4 separate regions of the Homo sapiens genome follow, and regions 2, 3 and 4 are each linked to region 1. The links are chromatin contacts, found by Hi-C or POLR2A ChIA-PET in ENCODE. All regions are on one chromosome and are shown on one strand. Each heading gives the region's core, a stretch centred on a gene start or an enhancer-like site at or near the end of the contact. The rest is flanking DNA. Distances are from core to core; before and after follow the strand shown. Region 1 holds the start of KCNC3 (potassium voltage-gated channel subfamily C member 3). Region 2 holds the start of IL4I1 (interleukin 4 induced 1). Region 3 holds the start of NUP62 (nucleoporin 62). Region 4 overlaps SHANK1 (SH3 and multiple ankyrin repeat domains 1).

What was found. Hi-C counts contacts between places; a loop is a spot of excess contacts on that map. ChIA-PET counts read pairs that join two places held with the same protein, here RNA polymerase II (POLR2A). Pooled maps may share reads with other maps.
Region 2: a pooled map shows a loop between it and region 1 (6-fold over the local background). The contact joins the promoter of IL4I1 here to the promoter of KCNC3 in region 1. A Hi-C loop is called at or near these places in 1 of 168 maps with a recorded cell type or tissue (right lobe of liver) and 6 of 50 pooled maps. POLR2A ChIA-PET finds 5 or more read pairs at or near these places in 1 of 52 experiments (B cell).
Region 3: a loop to region 1 is called in a map of dorsolateral prefrontal cortex, with 6 times the contacts of the local background. The contact joins the promoter of NUP62 here to the promoter of KCNC3 in region 1. A Hi-C loop is called at or near these places in 3 of 168 maps with a recorded cell type or tissue (dorsolateral prefrontal cortex, naive thymus-derived CD4-positive, alpha-beta T cell and posterior cingulate gyrus), 5 of 37 single-sample maps with no recorded cell type and 18 of 50 pooled maps. POLR2A ChIA-PET finds 5 or more read pairs at or near these places in 4 of 52 experiments (Caco-2, GM10248, HEK293 and 1 more).
Region 4: a loop to region 1 is called in a pooled map, with 9 times the contacts of the local background. The contact joins the enhancer-like site here to the promoter of KCNC3 in region 1. A Hi-C loop is called at or near these places in 5 of 50 pooled maps. POLR2A ChIA-PET finds 5 or more read pairs at or near these places in 2 of 52 experiments (HCT116 and HEK293).

The regions. Positions count from the first base shown.
Region 1 is chr19:50,327,083-50,331,616 of GRCh38, reverse strand. KCNC3 (potassium voltage-gated channel subfamily C member 3) reads left to right here and starts at 2,240. Exons shown (of 5, transcript NM_004977.3): 1 at 2,240-3,404. The coding sequence starts at 2,535. LOC105372437 (a long non-coding RNA gene) reads right to left here and starts at 1,997. Exons shown (of 4, transcript XR_007067299.1): 1 at 1,822-1,997. RefSeq lists silencers at 550-919, 933-1,112, 1,990-2,049, 2,130-2,679, 3,288-3,377 and an enhancer at 2,231-2,525.
Region 2 is chr19:49,894,276-49,898,809 of GRCh38, reverse strand. IL4I1 (interleukin 4 induced 1) reads left to right here and starts at 1,923. Exons shown (of 8, transcript NM_152899.2): 1 at 1,923-1,975; 2 at 2,628-2,662; 3 at 2,757-2,995; 4 at 3,630-3,742; 5 at 4,341-4,534. The coding sequence starts at 2,650. RefSeq lists enhancers at 814-993, 3,388-3,437.
Region 3 is chr19:49,928,254-49,932,539 of GRCh38, reverse strand. It overlaps NUP62 (nucleoporin 62), which reads left to right and starts at 3,036. Exons shown (of 3, transcript NM_016553.5): 1 at 3,036-3,214. ATF5 (activating transcription factor 5) reads right to left here and starts at 3,335. Exons shown (of 3, transcript NM_001193646.2): 1 at 3,140-3,335; 2 at 1,512-1,808; 3 at 1-118. The coding sequence starts at 1,689. It also overlaps a transcript of IL4I1 not described here. RefSeq lists silencers at 2,546-2,595, 3,446-3,505.
Region 4 is chr19:50,677,629-50,682,162 of GRCh38, reverse strand. All of the region lies in intron 21 of SHANK1 (SH3 and multiple ankyrin repeat domains 1), which reads left to right. Among named protein-coding and RNA genes, the nearest start is that of C19orf81, 30 kb to the right of the region's middle. Within about 2 kb of position 2,667, at least 4 of the 41 ENCODE cell types and tissues checked have a DNase peak (open chromatin) inside an H3K27ac peak, as active enhancers do.

The sequences.
Region 1 (4,534 bases), core at 991-3,490:
AGGAGGGGGAAATACACCAGAGATGGGGAGAAGGGGAAGAAGGAGGGGGAAATACACCAGAGATGGGGAGAAGGGGAAGAAGGAGGGGGAAATACACCAGAGATGGGGAGAAGGGGAAGAAGAAGGGGGAGGGGAAAGAGGTTGTCAGAGAGCAAGGAGGAGACAGACTCAGATGAAAGGGCAGAGACCCAGAGAGGAGGCAGGACAAAGCGGGTTGCGGGGAGGGAGTAGAGGACAGGGACACAAGACCCAGGGAGTGCGGTACAGAGCCCCAGACAGAGAGGCACACCCCTGATAAAATGGTACAGAAACCAAGAGAAAGAGACTCGGGGGAGCTGGGGTGGGGGGGCGGGGACTGAGACACCAGGGAGGAGAGACTGAGGCCTAGAGAGAAGAGGAGCAAAGACTCAGAAGGAGGGGGACAGAATCAGAGACCCAGGAGGGCAGATTTACAAACGAGGGGTCGGAGACTCAGAGGGGTGGGAACAGAGACGGCGGCACAAATACTCAAGAAGGGAGAAAAAGAGACGCCAAGAAACCCAGAAACGGGAGCGGGGGTGGGATGGGGTTGGGAGGCGATACGAATCAGCCGCCGCACCTGCAGCAGGAAGCGGCGGGCCAGAAACTGTGCTGCCCGAGGGCGCCCGCAGCCCCCTGACCCGCCCCCTTCGCTCCCGCAGGCGCCGCCTCCTCCCTCCGCAGCCCCAGCCGCAGCCGCTGGCCCCGCCCCAGCCCCCTGAGCCTGCGCTCTGCCTCTCGGAGCCTACGACCGCCCAGGGGGCGGGGACGGCCCGCTCCGAGGCGGTCCCCTTTTTCTGGCCCCGCCCCTCACTCCATTCTTCCCCAGAACCCGACCTCTGAGACTCCTAGCCCACCCCATTTTTTATCGGTCCTGCCTATATTGCCTCAGTCTTGACGGTGCTTCCTGGCGCTTTGGCCTCTCCCCTCTCCCGTCCTCTCTGCCTCCTTGCGTGCCCCCTCCTCACCAGTCCTCATCTACCCTCGGTCCTCCAATCTGCAGTCCGCCGCGGTGTAGCGTTCGTTAGAAGTTCTCGCCTCGCCCTTTGAGACCCTGTGACCTTTAGGCAGTGCCCTCTCCCAGGTCTTCTGATCCCGAAGACTCCCCGTTCCAGGTCCCTCCCCTCCATCCAGCCCAGTAGCTTTGTACTCTTTGTAGTCTCATTGTTCCCCTGGGATCCACCTCTCCCGTTCCTCTACCCTCCCTTAGCCCTGCCCTGCCCTCGCCTACCCTGGTTGCTTTCAAGACCCTCAAGCCCCGCTCCTTCCTTAGTCTCTCTTTCCTACCGCCCATTCAAGACGTTTTCTTTTTCTTTTATTTATTTATTTTTTGACACAGAGTCTCGCTCTGTCGCCCAGGCTGGAGTGGAGTGGTGCGATCTCGACTCATTGCAACCTCTACTTCCCAGGTTCAAGCGATTCTCCTGCCTCAACCTCCCGACTAGCTGGGACTACAGGCACCCACAACCACGCCCGACTAATTTTTGTATTTTTAGTAGAGGCGGGGCTTCACCATTTTGGCCGGGCTGGTCTCGAACTCCTGACCTCAAATGATCCACCCACCTCAGCCTCGCAAAGTGCTGGCGTTACAGGCGTGAGCCACTGCGCCCTGCCTCAAGACGTTTTCTATTTGTCGACCCCACTCACCTTCCTCAGTACCACTCATCCATCCGGACACTCATTCTCCGGGCCCAGCCCCGACTAACCAGGCCCGCCTTGGAGCCTCAGCCCCGCTCCCTCCCTTAGGCCTATCCAGACCCTCTCGGGTTTCCAGGACTCTCTCAAGTTTCAACACCTTCTCACCGAGTCTAAGTCTTTGTTCTTCCCGTGTCCTCTTTCAGTCCAGCCTGTCCCCCTTGCGCGGGAAAGTCCTCCATCTCTAGTTCCCGCCCCATGCAGTCTCATCTGGACCGTTTCTACTTTCTGCGGCCCTGTCTCTTCCAAGCAATGCTCCTCCCCACCAGGTCCTGCCTAGCGGTGTTTTAGGTGAGGGCGTGCGATCTGTTTTGTTTCTCTCCGCCCCTTTCTCAGCCCAATCAGGACGGCCTCTCTCATGGTGGCCCCGCCCCTCCAGGCCAGTCGGGCGTCTTTAAATAGCTTGGATGTGTCCCCTCCTCCCTCTACCCCGCCCGCACTTTTTTCAGTTCAGTAAGGTCTCTCTCTATCGTATCTAGCCCCGCCTTCCCCTGGCTACCAGTGCTGCCGAACACAATTAGTAGTAACCGGTCCCGCCTCCCTTGACGCCCCGCCCCGCCCCTCCTCCCTGCTCTCTTAGAAAGAGCCAATCGCTCCGTCTCATTGGCGGCCCCGACTCGTCCAGCTGGGTCGCGTTAGAGTGCCCGCCCCACTCCTCCCAGCCACAGCCCCGCCCCACCTCCCCCAGGCCAATCAGTTTGGTTCCTCTCCCCTAAGCCACGCCCCCGCTACCTCGCTCCTCCTCCCACCCAATCCCGTCGGTCTCTCCCCCCGTGTCCCCGCCCCTGCGTCCCCGCCCCTCCCGCCCCGCCCCCCGTCCAATGCTGAGCTCAGTCTGCGTCTCGTCCTTCCGCGGGCGCCAGGGGGCCAGCAAGCAGCAGCCGGCGCCACCGCCGCAGCCGCCCGAGTCCCCGCCGCCGCCACCGCTGCCGCCGCAGCAGCAGCAGCCTGCGCAGCCCGGCCCCGCCGCGTCCCCGGCGGGCCCCCCGGCACCCCGCGGGCCCGGGGACCGGCGCGCCGAGCCATGCCCCGGGCTGCCGGCGGCGGCCATGGGGCGGCACGGCGGCGGCGGTGGCGACAGCGGCAAGATCGTGATCAACGTGGGCGGCGTGCGCCATGAGACGTACCGCTCGACGCTGCGCACCCTGCCGGGGACGCGGCTGGCCGGCCTGACGGAGCCCGAGGCGGCGGCACGCTTCGACTACGACCCGGGCGCCGACGAGTTCTTCTTTGACCGGCACCCGGGAGTCTTCGCGTACGTGCTCAACTACTACCGCACCGGCAAGCTGCACTGCCCAGCCGACGTGTGCGGGCCCCTGTTTGAGGAGGAGCTCGGCTTCTGGGGCATCGACGAGACCGACGTGGAGGCCTGCTGCTGGATGACCTACCGGCAGCATCGCGACGCTGAGGAGGCGCTCGACTCCTTCGAGGCGCCCGACCCCGCGGGCGCCGCCAACGCCGCCAACGCCGCAGGCGCCCACGACGGAGGCCTGGACGACGAGGCGGGCGCGGGCGGCGGCGGCCTGGACGGAGCGGGCGGCGAGCTCAAGCGCCTCTGCTTCCAGGACGCGGGCGGCGGCGCCGGGGGGCCGCCAGGGGGCGCGGGCGGCGCGGGCGGCACATGGTGGCGCCGCTGGCAGCCCCGCGTGTGGGCGCTCTTCGAGGACCCCTACTCGTCGCGGGCTGCCAGGGTGAGCGCGCTCTCGGGGCCCCCATCCACCCCACCCCCGCCTCTCCAGGCGCCCCCAGTCTCCCAGGAGCGCCCCAGCTCCAACCCTCCGGGTCCCTCTAGGCTTCTCAGTCTCCTAGAAGCCTCTTCCCCAATCCTGAGTCTCCTGGGCTCCTCCGAACACACCCCCCTCTCGCAGCCATCCCCCAGATCCTCCAAAGACGGATCTCCAACCTTCGGGCTCTTCCAGACCCCTCCAAAGTTCCCCCTCCCCCGCCAAGGCCACCCTAGACGCTTAGACACTTCCTCCAGACCGTGAATCTCCCGTGCTTCTCTGAACAACCCGGTCCCCACCTTTCCTGGGCTCCTCTGAGACCCTCCCCAACCCTCATGTCTCCTGGGCCCCATCAAATCTCTTCTCACTACTCTTGGTCACCGTCCAGCCCTTGGTTTCTTGGACCTTCCCCAGCCCCTCAGAAGACATCCCTTCTCAGCCCTCAAATTCTCCTAGGCCCTGTGAGCCCTGACCCCCACTTTCCCTGCCTTCTCCAGACTCTCTGGGGCCCCCTATTCAACTCTCAGTCTCTCCCAGCACCTCCCCGATTCACCCCGTGGCCCGTCTCCCAGAAGACCTCTCTCTCCAAGTTTGAATCTTCTGATTATTTTTTCCACTCCCTTCCTGCAGTATCTTCTGCTCTCAGAGTCTCAGAAAACTCCCCCACCCCAACCTCACAGCCTTCTGGACCCCTCTAAACCTCCACTTGTTCTTGCCTGGACATTTTCACCTCCCCCTCACTGCAATACTGAGTCTTGGGGCATCTTCTCCGTTGGAACCTCCAGGCCCCCTCTGTGTTCACTCTGTGTTTAACACTCTTCAACCTCCACGCCAACTCCCATCTCAAGGACTTTCCCCATAAAGCTCCAGACTTCCCCCAAGCCTTTCACACTCCTCCTCAGTGCCTCCAGAAGCATCCCATGCCCCCATCATATGCCTTTCCTCTCCAGAACCCTCACATGTCCTCCAGAATTGTTCTTCCTCCTCCATAGATCCTCGCAGCTTCTCCTCTCCATCATTTTAACTGCACAGTGCACTCTCTATCCCTGGGACTCCCCCCATCCAAAGCCCCCACAGCCCGTTTCCTAGTCTAAGTG
Region 2 (4,534 bases), core at 674-3,173, 430 kb after region 1:
GCAACCTCTGCCTCCCGGGTTCAAGCGATTCTCCTGCCTCAGTGTCCCGAGTAGTTGGGATTACAGGTGTGCACCACCACGCCTGGCTAATTTTTTATATTTTTGGTAGAGACAGGGTTTCATCATTTTGGCCAGGTTGGTCTTGAACTCCTGACCTCAAGTGATCCGCCCACCTCAGCCTCCCAAAGTGCTGGGATTACAGGCGTAAGCCACTGTGCCTGGCCTCAAATGCAGGCATTGTGAGGCTTACGATGGGTGCAAAGCCCTGAGCACCAGGCGGCCTCCAAGGCAGGTGATCGCCATGGGAACATTTTTGTCACTATTTTTTTCTTTTTTAGAGAAAGGGTTTCGCCATCTTGGCCAGGCTGGTCTCGAGCCCCTGGGCTCAAGCAATCCTCCCACCTCGGCCTCCCAAAGTGCTAGGATTACAGCAGTGAGCCTCCGCACCCGGCCCTCATTACTATTTTTTATTTTTATTTTTTATTTTTTGAGATGGAGTCTGGCTCTGTCACCCAGGCTAGAGTGCAGTGGCACGATCTCAGCTCACTGCAACCTCCACCTCTTGGGTTCAAGCAATTCTCCTGTCCCAGCCTCCTGAGTAGTTGGGACTACAGGCGTATGCCACCATGCCCGGCTAATTTTTATATTTTTAGTAGAGACGAGGTTTTGCCATGTTGGCCAGGCTGGTCTTGAACTCCTGACATCAGGTGATCCGCCTGCCTCGACCTCCCAAAGTGCTGGGATTATAGGCGTGAGCCACCCCTGGCCCTCGTCACTATTTTTGCTGACCCAAGCTCTTTCGGTCCCTGAACTCTCCAGCTCTTTGATCATTTCCCTTTGCCACGGCCTCCCGCCCCTGCGTCACATGCCTTGTTACTCACATTCACCCCCCAGCCCCTCCCGGCCATAACCGCATCCCTCTTTGATTTACTGCGGGAGTTTCCCATCTTCCTTCTTGTTAATGCCCTCCAACCCCCACCCAACCCTTGCTGCAGAGAATCTGCCTCCCTCTGGTTTTCCTCCTCACGGAGCCCCTGGCTCCCTCTCCCCCACCCCAAGGAAAGTCCCTGCTATTGTTTCTCCACCCCCACCCACTCCAAGGTGCCGCCCCACTCCCTGCCCTGAGCACTGAGGTGGTTCTTAAAGCAGGGATGGGTGAAGCCTGGGCGCTTCCCTCTGCCGGGTGGTCACTCATAGAACCCCTGAGTGCCCCTGCGGCCACAGCAGCTGGCATTTCCAAAGGAGCAGCTTCCAGTACTACCCCAGGTTCCGGCCACAGAACTTAACCTGGATTCACTCACTTGATCCTAAAACACTGTGACGTCTGTAGACGTCATTTGACAGCTGTAGACGAGAGCCACAGAGGGGAGGGCGGGCTCAGAGCCCACGTCCTGACCCCGGGACCACGGCTGCCAGCCCCACTGCTACACCCATGTAACGGAGGGGGAGACTGAGGCTCTGGGTGGCAAGTGGAGAGGGAAGTGGAACCATGGGGGGCCCTGCAGGACATGGCGACACCTGACGGAGAGGGACTTGGAGGGGAAAGTTGGCCTGGCCCAGGGACCTGTAGCCCCTCTGTCCCCGTGGGAATCAAGGAGGCAGAGAGAGTGCAGGGGAGGATAGAAACAAGTGGCCTGGTGATCAGGGACGGGGGCAAACCGAAGGGGATTCCCCGTTGTTGGCACGGTTACCTGAGCATCTATTTCTGGCCTCCAAACCACCCCAGAACTATCTGGGGCAAAAGGAAGTGAATAGACTGATTAACTTCCTCCAACCCCCTTTCTCCAACCTCAACTAGACTCTGAGCATTGGACCAGAGCAGCTCCAGGAAACCAGTTTCATTTCCCTCGGCCAGTTTCCCAAAAGGAGGGGTGGGCGGGGCTCTGCCAGTTTAAGGGGAGAGAAAGGGCCACAGCAGAGACAGTGGAGGGCAGTGGAGAGGACCGCGCTGTCCTGCTGTCACCAAGAGCTGGAGGTAGTGACACGGCCAGTGGTGGGGGGACAGAGAGACAGGACCCACAGAAATAGGGACTGAGAAGCAGTCAGGAGCTGGGGAGATGAGGAAGAGGGAAAAGAGGCCGGGCGCGGGGGCTCATGCCTGGAATCCCAGCACTTTGGGAGGCCGAGGTGGGTGGATCACCTAAGGTCAGGAGTTCGAGACCAGCCTGGCCAACATGGCGAAACCCCGTCTCTACTAAAAATACAAAAATTAGCCAGGTTTGGTTATGGGTGTCTGTAATCCCAGTTACTTGGGAGGCTGAAGTGGGAGGATTCTTGAACCTGGGAGGCGGAGGTTGCAGTGAGCCAAGATCTTACCACTGCACTCCAGCCTGGATGGCAGAGAAAGACTGTTAAAAAAAAAAGAAAGAAAGGAAAGAAAGAGGGAAAAGAAGAGAAAGAGACAGGAACCCGAGAGAGCTGTGGCAGAGGTGGAGACCGGTGAGGAGGGAGGCAGGGACGGTCCAGGGGACTCTGAAGGAATGGGGTTAGGGGACACAGGTCCAGAGAGCAGGACAGTGACTGGGGGAGGGCCGGCTCTAGCAGCTGGGCAGCCCATGGGAGACAGAGTCAGGCTACAGTGGTCACAGGCCTCAGTCACAACAGCCCTCCCTTCTCCTCCACCCCAGACACCATCTCCCACCGAGAGTCATGGCCCCATTGGGTGAGTAAGCAGGGGAGGGGCTCTGGAACAAGTGAGTAGAACCCCTCTCCCCCGACCTGCCACAACCCCGTTGACCCTGTCCTCCTCCTCCCAGCCCTGCACCTCCTCGTCCTCGTCCCCATCCTCCTCAGCCTGGTGGCCTCCCAGGACTGGAAGGCTGAACGCAGCCAAGACCCCTTCGAGAAATGCATGCAGGATCCTGACTATGAGCAGCTGCTCAAGGTGGTGACCTGGGGGCTCAATCGGACCCTGAAGCCCCAGAGGGTGATTGTGGTTGGCGCTGGTGTGGCCGGGCTGGTGGCCGCCAAGGTGCTCAGCGATGCTGGACACAAGGTGGGAAGCACTGCTTGCAGTCTACCTGGAGTCCCTCCTGCTGCAGGCTGGAGTCCCTGGGCACAGGGACACGGCCGCGTTCCTCCTTGAGGGGGTGGAGGTGGGGATGTGGGGGGAGAGGCTATCTTTCCCTGTAGTCTGGGGGTGAGGCCCAAGCCCCCTGCTGTCACATGTCTCCACTGAGAGGCCCCAGACTTTCCTGTCCCACGTTTTTCATCCCAGAGGGAAGTCTCACTGGCTCAAAGCTCCTCTGTCCTGGGGTGGGGCGCCTGTTGGTGGAGAGGGAAACTCTACCAAGGGGATGTGTGCCCTGAGGTCTAACCACTGACCTACTCACTGCAATCCGAGAATGAGAATGGGCCAGCCCAGGGGCTTCTACGCATATGGGTCATCTCCGAACTCCCCGAGCTGGGAAGTCCCTTTGCAGTCTAGCTGGCAGCCTTCCTCCTGCAGTCTGGAACTGCTCACTCAGTTCTGTTCCCCCACCTCCATACAGAAGGGGACCCTCTCCTAGTCTGGGTCTGGGCCACTGTGGGGATGGAAGAAGGCAGGGGGCTGGCACGGGGTGGTAGAGGGCAGGGGATGGTCAGTGGGTGGAGCTGAAGGGCCCTCCTCGCCCCACGGACTCCCTCAGGTCACCATCCTGGAGGCAGATAACAGGATCGGGGGCCGCATCTTCACCTACCGGGACCAGAACACGGGCTGGATTGGGGAGCTGGGAGCCATGCGCATGCCCAGCTCTCACAGGTGACCTAGCAACCCACCCACCTGTGTGCCTAGACTCAACTAGCCCCCCAGCTCCATGCCCACACCAGAGTGGGCCCGAACTTCCACTCTGACTCCCAAACCCAGCCTCCAACCCCATCCTTCGCCTAATCCTCACCTCAGTCTTGCCTCCAGCGCCAGCCCTGGGCCTCTGGCAACACTCGGGCCACCTGGTCCAACCAGACCTCCAGCTGGCCCTGCCTGGTGCAAAAGCCAGCTCCTGTGCTGGCCCCTCCAGGCCTGCAGCTCCACCATCCCCACACCCTCAGGCACCCCAGCCCCAGGCCCCTTCTTCATCTCAAACCCCCGTCCAACCCAAACTCTGTCCCCCTTCCCAATTCTAATCTGGGCTCTATCCCACTCTTAACCCAATCCTAATCCTGGTACTGCCCTGAGGCCTCCAGCCTTGTCCCCATTTCATTCCCATCCCCCAGCATTGATTACCCCAAATCTAGCCCCACCCCCAGCCTCATGCTGGTCCCCAGCTACTCTCCCCTCCCACCCCTCTTCTCCAAGTCCCACTAGGGACCAGGCCACCCCCACTGGAGCCCGGCCCTCACTCACCCACTCCCCTGATCAGGATCCTCCACAAGCTCTGCCAGGGCCTGGGGCTCAACCTGACCAAGTTCACCCAGTACGACAAGAACACGTGGACGGAGGTGCACGAAGTGAAGCTGCGCAACTATGTGGTGGAGAAGGTGCCCGAGAAGCTGGGCTACGCCTTGCGTCCCCAGGAAAAGGGCCACTCGCCCGAAGACATCTACCAGATGGCTC
Region 3 (4,286 bases), core at 1,787-4,286, 400 kb after region 1:
TCCAGGTCAGGTGGGGTTGGGGAAGGTTGGGGGAGGGTGCCGGGGGGTAAGGGAGGCTCCAGAGGGAGGAGAGCTGTGAAATCAACTCGCTCAGTCATCCAGTCAGAGAAGCCATCACCTGGGATTAAAGTGGGGAGGGACACAAAATTCCCTGAGTTGCTGGTCTTCTGCGTAGTTGGGTGCTGACTCACGTCTCATTCAGGTGCATCTGTCCCATTCATTCAGTAAAACAACTAACCACTGAATCATCAAACCAGTCAATAAACCAACAAACCAGTGAAGAAACCAATAAACCAGTCAACGAACCAACCAACAATCAACCATCTAACCACCCAGTCAACCAACCAACCAACCAACCAACCAATGAACTAGTCGACCAATCAATCAGGGAATCGGTCAACCAACCAAATAAATCAGTCAACCAACCAATCAACCCATTAATCAACCAATGAACCAGTTAACCAAAACCCAACAAATTAGCCAATGAAAGAATCAGTCTTAACCCATAAGAGGGTCCAGGAGAAAAAAAAAATTAAAAAAGAAAAAAAGAACCAGCCAACCAACCAATGACTCAAGCAACAGTCAACCAAGCATTTCTTCAACCATTCCAACATCTCCTTTACCGAGTACTCTGTATCTGTGGTGTCTCTATTCTCTCTTTTTAAAAGGCAAACTAGATCACATTACACACACAGATACACACGCACATATGCCTTGTTTCATCTTTACTCATTAATTATTGAAAACCCACTATGTGCCAAGCATTTGGGATACAGTAATGAATGAAATGATTCCTGCCTCCTGAGGGCTTCTGCATATACAGTTCCCTCCAACTAAAATGCTCTTCCCTTGGGTGTTTTCCTCATTCCTTCCCTACTTTTTTTTTATTTTAAGGGATAGGGTTTCACTCTGTTGCCCAGGCTGCAGTGCAGTGGCATCATCTTGGCTCACTGCAGCCTAGACCTCCCAGGCTCAAGCGATCCTCCCACCTCAGCCTCCCAAGTAGCTGTGACTACAAGCGTGAGCCACCATGCCTGGCTAATTTTTTTTTTCCTATAGATATGAGGTCTCGCTATGTTGCCCACGTCCTGAACTCCTGGACTAAAGCAATTCTCCCCGCTTGGCCTCCCAAAGTGCTGGGATTACAGGCCATCATGCCTGGCTTCCTTCCCATCATTTATGCCTCAGTCAACATGTTACCTACTTGGAGAAGGTTTTCTGGCTACCCATTCTATATTAGGTCCCCTTTGTCATTTTGTAGCTCAGCTGCTAGGTGTTTTTGACTTATTCCAATACACTCTCATTTAATTTATCTCTGGTCTACTCCCCACAGTGTGAGCTGCTGGAAGGCACAGACCATGTTCTTCTTGTTCCCAGCCGTATCCTCAGCACCTAAAACAGTGCCTGGCACATTGTAGGCACTCAATATTTATTGAATACATGGATGAGTTCTTCCTCCCCCATCTTCCCCTGCCCTCCACTCCCCAGCTCCACCTTCCACCTGCCCTTACCTGCCAGGGGCTCTCCCCCCACTGGAAGCCCGCCCTCCAGGGCTCCCCCAAGGACCTCATAGGGAGCCAGGGGGGCAGGGGCCGGGGGGAGTTTCCCATAGTCTACGAGCCATCCCAGCCCACTAGCTGGGAGCAGGGCCCTGTCCAGCTCCAGCCCCAGGGTCGCCAGGAGTGACATGGCTGTAGCACAGGTGCTGGGCACTGATGGCAACAGGAGAGGCTGCACCAGCAGCTGGCACGAGGCTCTGGAGGATGCTCAGGTGGGCGAAGACAGGCACCAAGGCGAAAGTGGAAGACCTACACGCGTGAGACAAGAGTGGGTGTGGTCAGGACAGCGTCATCCACCGGCCAAAATCAAGGGGAAGCCAAGCCACACCCCCAGGCACGTCCATGAGGCTCCTCCCTCCCCCTTCCAACCACCGTTTAGAACACTAAGCCTCAGCCTCTCCGAATTCTAAATTTGCCCTTTCTTTACCCAAATCTCTGAGCCCCACCCACTCCCAAGGGAATTTCTTTAGGTCCTAAAGTAGGACCGATGCCCCACCCCTTCCCCCAATACAGAAAAAAAAAACCTAAAGGTCTCCCAGGGGAATTACCTTAGGCCCCTCCCATCCACCTCAGAATATTTCGCCTCAAGGAAAAACTCAATCCCAGGGACATTTTCTTCCAGCCACGCCCCTTCCTCTAAAATATTTCCTTTTGGCCCCACTGCCTTCCTAGCTTCCATCCCAAACCAGTTCCCAGGGGAACTGCCCCAGGCCGCAGCCCTTCAGCAATGTTATCCACTCAAATCCCACTCCTCGCTCTGCCGCTGCCCCTCCAAGCCCCGCCCCTCATTGTTTATTTAGCTCCGCCCCTCCCCCGATTCCCCAGAGGCCCCGCCTCTTTGTCACATCGAAACCCCACCCCTCAACTAACGGTTGGTTTAGCCCCGCCCCTTCTCACAATGTGCTTCCGAAATCCCACCCATCGTGACGACAGTGGTTCTATCCCCACCCACTTAGAGGGTTGCCTCTGGGTCCCGCCTTCTGCCCTGTCAATCTAAGCCAGTCCCCGCCTCAGCAGGTGCCTGGTTTAAAAGGAAGGAAGCTGGGCTGTGAGCCAGAGCAACGTGGGGCAGGGAGGGTGGAGGAGGGTAGAGGGGGCACGCGGAGAACGGCTACCCGAACGCCACCCGTCCACACGCGGCTCTGCGCCGAGGGCCAAGGCGCATGCTACGTCGCCCGAGCGGTCCAATTGCCTTTACACCTCCGCCCTCTTGGGGATCAATGCGCATGTGCGGCCATTCAGGGTCCGCAGCTCTTTCACTACGGGGCACTGGTGGGCTACTGCGCAGGAACAACCAAGCACGAAGAATCGTTTAGAAAAAAAAAAAACACACCCTCCCCTGGAGTGCTCAGGCCCAGCTGCACGCGGGCTGACAAACATCGAGTCTAGAACTCTCCCACCCGGCCCCGGGCCCAGTGCGCATGCGCAGCCGCGCGCCTTCGGCCCACCGTACTACTTCTGCGCCTGCGCGACCGTGATTCCCCGCTCGCGACTCCCCACCCCCCAGGGCTCCCTAAAGAGGGCCACGAGCTGCGAAAGGGCGGGAAAGGCAGTTGGAGAAGAGGTAAGCGGTTACTCACTCCATGGCTGCAGCAAGGAGAGGCGGCGGCGGCCTCGGCTGAAGAAAGAAGGTGGGAGCGGAGAGCGCAGGCGTGGTGAGCGCGGAGACGGGCCGGGGGCACAAAGGGGTCGAGGCTACAGAGCCATGGCCGGGGCTACGCAGGCAGAGGCGGCGACACTGTAGTGAGAAGAGACTGTGATCCGAGGACAGGGAATGAGGCGGCCCCGGGGACTGGGGACAGATATATACTGGGTGGCGGAGCACGGCCCTCCCGGATCCTTCCGCGCCCCGCCCTCGCGCGGCCCCAACCGGGAGGCAGCCGGGTCCCCTCCTCCTGGGGATCAGGGGATCCGAGCCTTTCCTTCCCACTCCTAGGGTCCGGGACCCTCCTCCCTCTCAGCTGGGGATCCGACCTCTTCCCTCTGAGCCGGGGATCCAGCCCTCTCCTTGTGGCTCCGGGGTCTGGTTTCCTCCTCCTGACTCTAAGCTCTGGTTTCTTTCTCTTTCTGCCTCTGAGGTCTGGGCCTGCTTCCTCCTGTGATTTTGAGGATCCAGCCTCATTCTCTTCCCGCAGACCTGCACCAGTTCATTTCTCTTTCCCTTTCCTTGCTTGCAGAATTTCCTGCCAGTCACTTTTCACTTCTTCATCCCCCAGCTGCTGACTCTGAGAAACCCTCGTGGGTTAGAGTCCAGCATGAGTCACAGCACTCTCCCAAATACAGACCTGCCAGGATGGCCTCGGGCAAATAACTTAAGTTCTCTTACTTCATTTCCCTATCTGTAAAATAAGAAAAATCAACTCGCCTGGTGGGTTTATGAGACTCAAATAAGACGATGTCTGGCAAGCCTTATGCACAGAGCTCAACTCATACATTCCTGTTCAACTGTTTTTTTTTTTTGAGACGGAGTCTCTCCGTCTCTGTCGCCCAGGCTGGAGTGCAGTGGCGCGATCTCGGCTCACTGCAAACTCCGCCTCCCAGGTTCACGCCATTCTCCTGCCTCAGCCTCCCGAGTAGCTGGGACTACAGGCGCCCGCCACCACGCCCGGCTAATTTTTTGTATTTTTAGTAGAGACGGGGTTTCACTGTGTTAGCCAGGATGGTCTCAATTTCCTGGCCTCGTGATCCGCCCGCCTCGGCCTCCCAAAGTGCTGGGATTACAGGCGT
Region 4 (4,534 bases), core at 1,418-3,917, 350 kb before region 1:
AATCACTTGAACCCAGGAGATGGAGGTTACAGTGAGCCGAGATCATGCCACTGCACTCCAGCCTGGCAGTAGAGCGAGACTCCGTCTAAAAAAAAAATAGAAAAAAGGAAAAGAAAATAGGCCAGGTACAGTGGTTCACACCTGTAATCCCAACACTTTGGGAGGCCAAGGCAGGAGGATCACTTGAGGCCAGGAGTTCGAGACCAGCCTGGGCAACATAGTGAGACCCTGTCTCTACAAAATATTTAAAAATTAGCCAGTCATGGTGTGTGCCGAGGTGGGAGGATCACTCGAGCAAGGGAGGTCAAAGCTGCAGTGAGCCATGCTTGCGCCACTGAGCTCCAGCCTGGGCAACAGAATGAGACCTGTCTCAATAAATACATAAATTAATTCACTGAAATAAAATAAACTAGAAAGTCCACCATGGCTCACCAGTGATCTCTGTGTATGCCTCCAGAGACCCCGCAACACCAGAGACCCCACAATAGCGTATCAGACTGAGTGTAAATCTCTGATAAACTAATTAGAGCAAGTCCTGTTTTCATTAATTCAACAAATGCGCAGAGCTCCTGTAAAGTGCCAGGCAGCCACAGTTCTAGGTCTACCCTGCACGAACCCAGTTACAGGACAGTCAAGAGCCTAACCCTCAGGGAACTCACCCTCTGAGCTCCAAAGACCTCCACCCCCAGAGGAGCCCAGACACCAGCCAGTAATAAAACCAGCTGCCCACCTGCCCCTGCCTCCTAGAAATGAAACTCACAAGCACTCACCTGAGTTCTGGGAGACCTCCTTTCCCTCTGTGTCCAGAGGACCCATAGTCATTTGCCCTGTACATCCCCCTCGCCTTTTCTTCTCTCACCTCTTGGATCTGTCCCTGGGCCTTCTCCAGGTCCCCCTCTCATGTCGGAGGCTCTCTCTGCCGCCTTCTCTGCTCCTTCCCACCTGCCATCTTTATCTTTCCCGCTCTCTGAGTCAATACAGATGCCCCTTCATGAGGTTTCTGCATCTTGGTGGCCTCTCTCGACGTCTGGTCTTGTTCTCGGTGTCTCGATTTCCCATTCATTTAGGCTCCTCTCCCCTCTTCACCCTGCATCTTCCCTCTGGTCTAGATGCAGTGGGGTGGGGGGTGCAGTACCCCCCGAGGCTTCTTGGATCAGGTCTGCACAAAAGTGAACAAGAGCAAAGCATTGTATAAGACGCCACTATCAGCCAGGCGTGGTGGCTCACGCCTGTAATCCCAGCACTTTGGGAGGCCAAGGCGGGTGGATCACCTGAGGTCAGGAGTTTGAGACCAGCCTGGCCAACAAGGTGAAACCCCGTCGCTACTAAAACTACAAAAATTTGCTGGGTGTGGTGGCGCACGCCTGTTATTCCAGCTACTCGGGAGCATGGGACAGGAGAATCGCTTGAACCTGGGAGGCAGAGGTTGCAGTGAGCCAAGATCGCGCCACTGCACTCCAGCCTGGGTGACAGGGTGCGATTCTGTCTCGGGGAAAAAAAAAAAAAGATGCCACTATCTAAGGACTTGGAAACTGGGAGATTTCAACCCTCTCCAAAGATGCACTTTTGCATATAACCTAGAGGAGGTAGGGACAGCAGGGGCGCGGAGCCCAGCAGATCCACCCTAGGTCAGGGCACCTCTTGGGCTGTCTCCTCCTAGGGCTCTGCTGTCCATCCGCCCCTCGGTATGGCTTTGGCTTTCTCTGGTACTGTCTTTGTCACCCGCCACTGATGCCCGAGGGCTCCCTCGTGCCCCCTCATCTCTCAGTCTGAGACGTCATTGCTCCCTCTCAGTTGCACTCCCCACTTCTGGGGTTCCCTCCTGGGGCTGCGCAGGCCCTCTCTGAGTCAGAGCTGCCCTCCCTCCTTCCTCTCTGGGCTCTTCCTGCTTCCCATGCTTCCCATCGCCCTCTCATTTCCCCTCTCATCTCTCAGTCCTTGTCTCTCCCCCTTCTAGGCCCCATCTCTGTCTGTCGCTCTTCGCCTCTCTCACTCTCCCTATCTTTCTCTTCCCATCCCTCCCTGTTTCCCCACCTCCCTCTCTCCCCCATCTGTCTTTGTCTCTTTGTCTCTGTCTCTCCATCTCTGTCTCTGTGTCTCCTTGTCTCCCTAGCTCTCTCCTTGTCTCTCTATCTCTGTCTCCTCATCTCTGCCATTGTCTCTCTGTCTCTCCATCTCTATCTCCCCATCTCTGCCTTTGTCTCTCTGTCTCTCTATCTCTGTCTCCCTATCTCTGCCTTTGTCTCTGTCTCTGTCTCTCCATCTCTGTCTCTCTCCCCATCTTTGCCTTTGTCTGTCTGTCTCTGTCTCTCTATCTCTGTCTCTCTTTTTCTGTCTCTCTACGTCTGTCTCTGTGTCTCCTTGTCTCCCTCTCTCTGTCTCTGTCTATCTCTGTCCCCCCATCTCTGTCTCTTCAGTTGTCTCCCCGTCCATTCTCTCCCCTATCCCCTCTCAGGGCTGCCTCCTTAGCAGGAGTTCCCCAGCCACTGGTCAGCGGCAGGACATGCGCTGCCACTGAGGCGCCAGACCACGAGGTGACGGAGAACTGGGCCTTTGGGCGGCGGACTGAAGGGGAGTCTGCCCGGCAGCCAGTGACGTCATGCAAGGCTGCGCACTCTGATTGGCTGTCCCTTCTGCGCGGGAGCGAATGCTCCCGTTGGTTGGTGGAGTTCAGGTGCTCCCTGGGGAGTCAGTGCGATGCCCCATCAGATTGTTATGGTTCCTCCGTCAGTCTGACATCTCTCCTGTCACCCTGACCCTTCTTATGTCAAGCTAACCCATTTTTGTCCCTTCTTCTTCCACATGGTGCTGAAGTGTCTTTTGTCAGCTTGCAAATCTGACGAGGCGTCTGTCACTCTGCACCCTCCTCTGTCGGGGACACCCCTCCCCCTCACTCTAACCAGTTCCCTGCCACTCTAAGCCCTCTCCCGTCACCCTGACCCCTTGCCTGTAACCCTGACCCCTCCCCGTCACACTGACACCCCCCCATCACCCTCACCCCTTACCTGTAATGCTTGTAACCCTGACCCCTCCCCATCACCCTGACCCCTCCCCACACCCTGACCCCTCCCCATCACCCTGACCCCTCCCCATCATCTTGACCCCTCCCCATCACCCTGACCCCTCCCCATCACCCTGACCCCTCCCCATCACCCTGACCCCTCCCCACACCCTGACCCCTCCCCACACCCTGACCCCTCCCCATCACCCTGACCCCTCCCCATCATCTTGACCCCTCCCCACACCCTGACCCCTCCCCACACCCTGACCCCTCCCCATCACCCTGACCCCTCCCCACACCCTGACCCCTCCCCATCATCCTGACCCCTCCCCACACCCTGACCCCTCCCCATCATCTTGACCCCTCCCCATCACCCTGACCCCTCCCCATCACCCTGACCTTTCCCCATCACCCTGACCCCTCCGTTTTCCCTTTGACTCCTCCACTGTCTCTCTTTTACCTCTTCTCTCACCCTGACCCCCACCCTGTCACCCTCACCCTTCCCCATCACTCTGACTCCTACTCTGTCACCTGACCCCTTCTCTGTCACATTGACCTCTCCACTGTCCCCCTGACCCTTCCCTGTCATCCTGACCTCTCCCCCATCACCCTGGTCCCTTCCCTGTCACTCTGACCCTTCCACTGTCACATCAACCCCTCCACTGTCACTCGGATCCCTGCCTCATCACCTTCACCCTCACCTGTCACCTGACCCTCGCCTCTCCCTCTGGCCCCCACCACCTGCCCCCGTGCCCCATGCAGGTGTTTCCCTTGCCTTCCTCCCCTCCTCCCAGCTGTCCTCTCCTGCCTGGACTCTGTTCTTGCTGTCCTCTCCAGCCCTGCCCCTCAGCAGTCCCCGTGTGCTTCCTGACTGGTCACACCCCCTTCTCCTGGCTCTTCGTACCCCTCCCATTTTATCTCAGGGTTTTTGAGCCACTCTGACCTCTTTTCTCCGATGCATCTTGAATCTCCTCCTTACTCGCTGGCTGGTCTAGGATAAGGACCTTTTCTCTCTGATCCACGGCCTCTTTCATTATCATCCAAATGGGTATAATCCACCCTAACTCACAGGTGTGAGGATCCAGTGAGGACACATACGAAAAATAGCAGGTAAAATGGCTCACACAAGAGTGTCTCCTTCCACTTGCCACTTCTCTACTGCCTTTATCTTTTGCAAGGTTCTGCTCTCTGATACCACACAGCTGCAGGACGGGACAGAAAGCCAAGCAGAGTATTGGTCTGTGGCTGAAGGAGGTGGGGGAGGGGGTCAGAAAAACATTCAGCAAAGTGGAGAAGGATTGAGCAGGCTGAGAAGCGCTTAGAGAAGAGCAGCATGGCAGGAAATCCGTCAAAGCAGGGATGCCTTCAGGCGACACCTCCTGAAGCCTGCTTGGAGCTGGCCCTGTGCTGTTTGATGGGGATGTTCAGAGGAACAGGCTGGGGTTTTGCCCTGGAGTTGCTCGCCACATCTTGTCAGGGTGTCTTGTATTGCTTCCAATGAGTTCTTCCTTCTACAAATATTTATTGAGCACC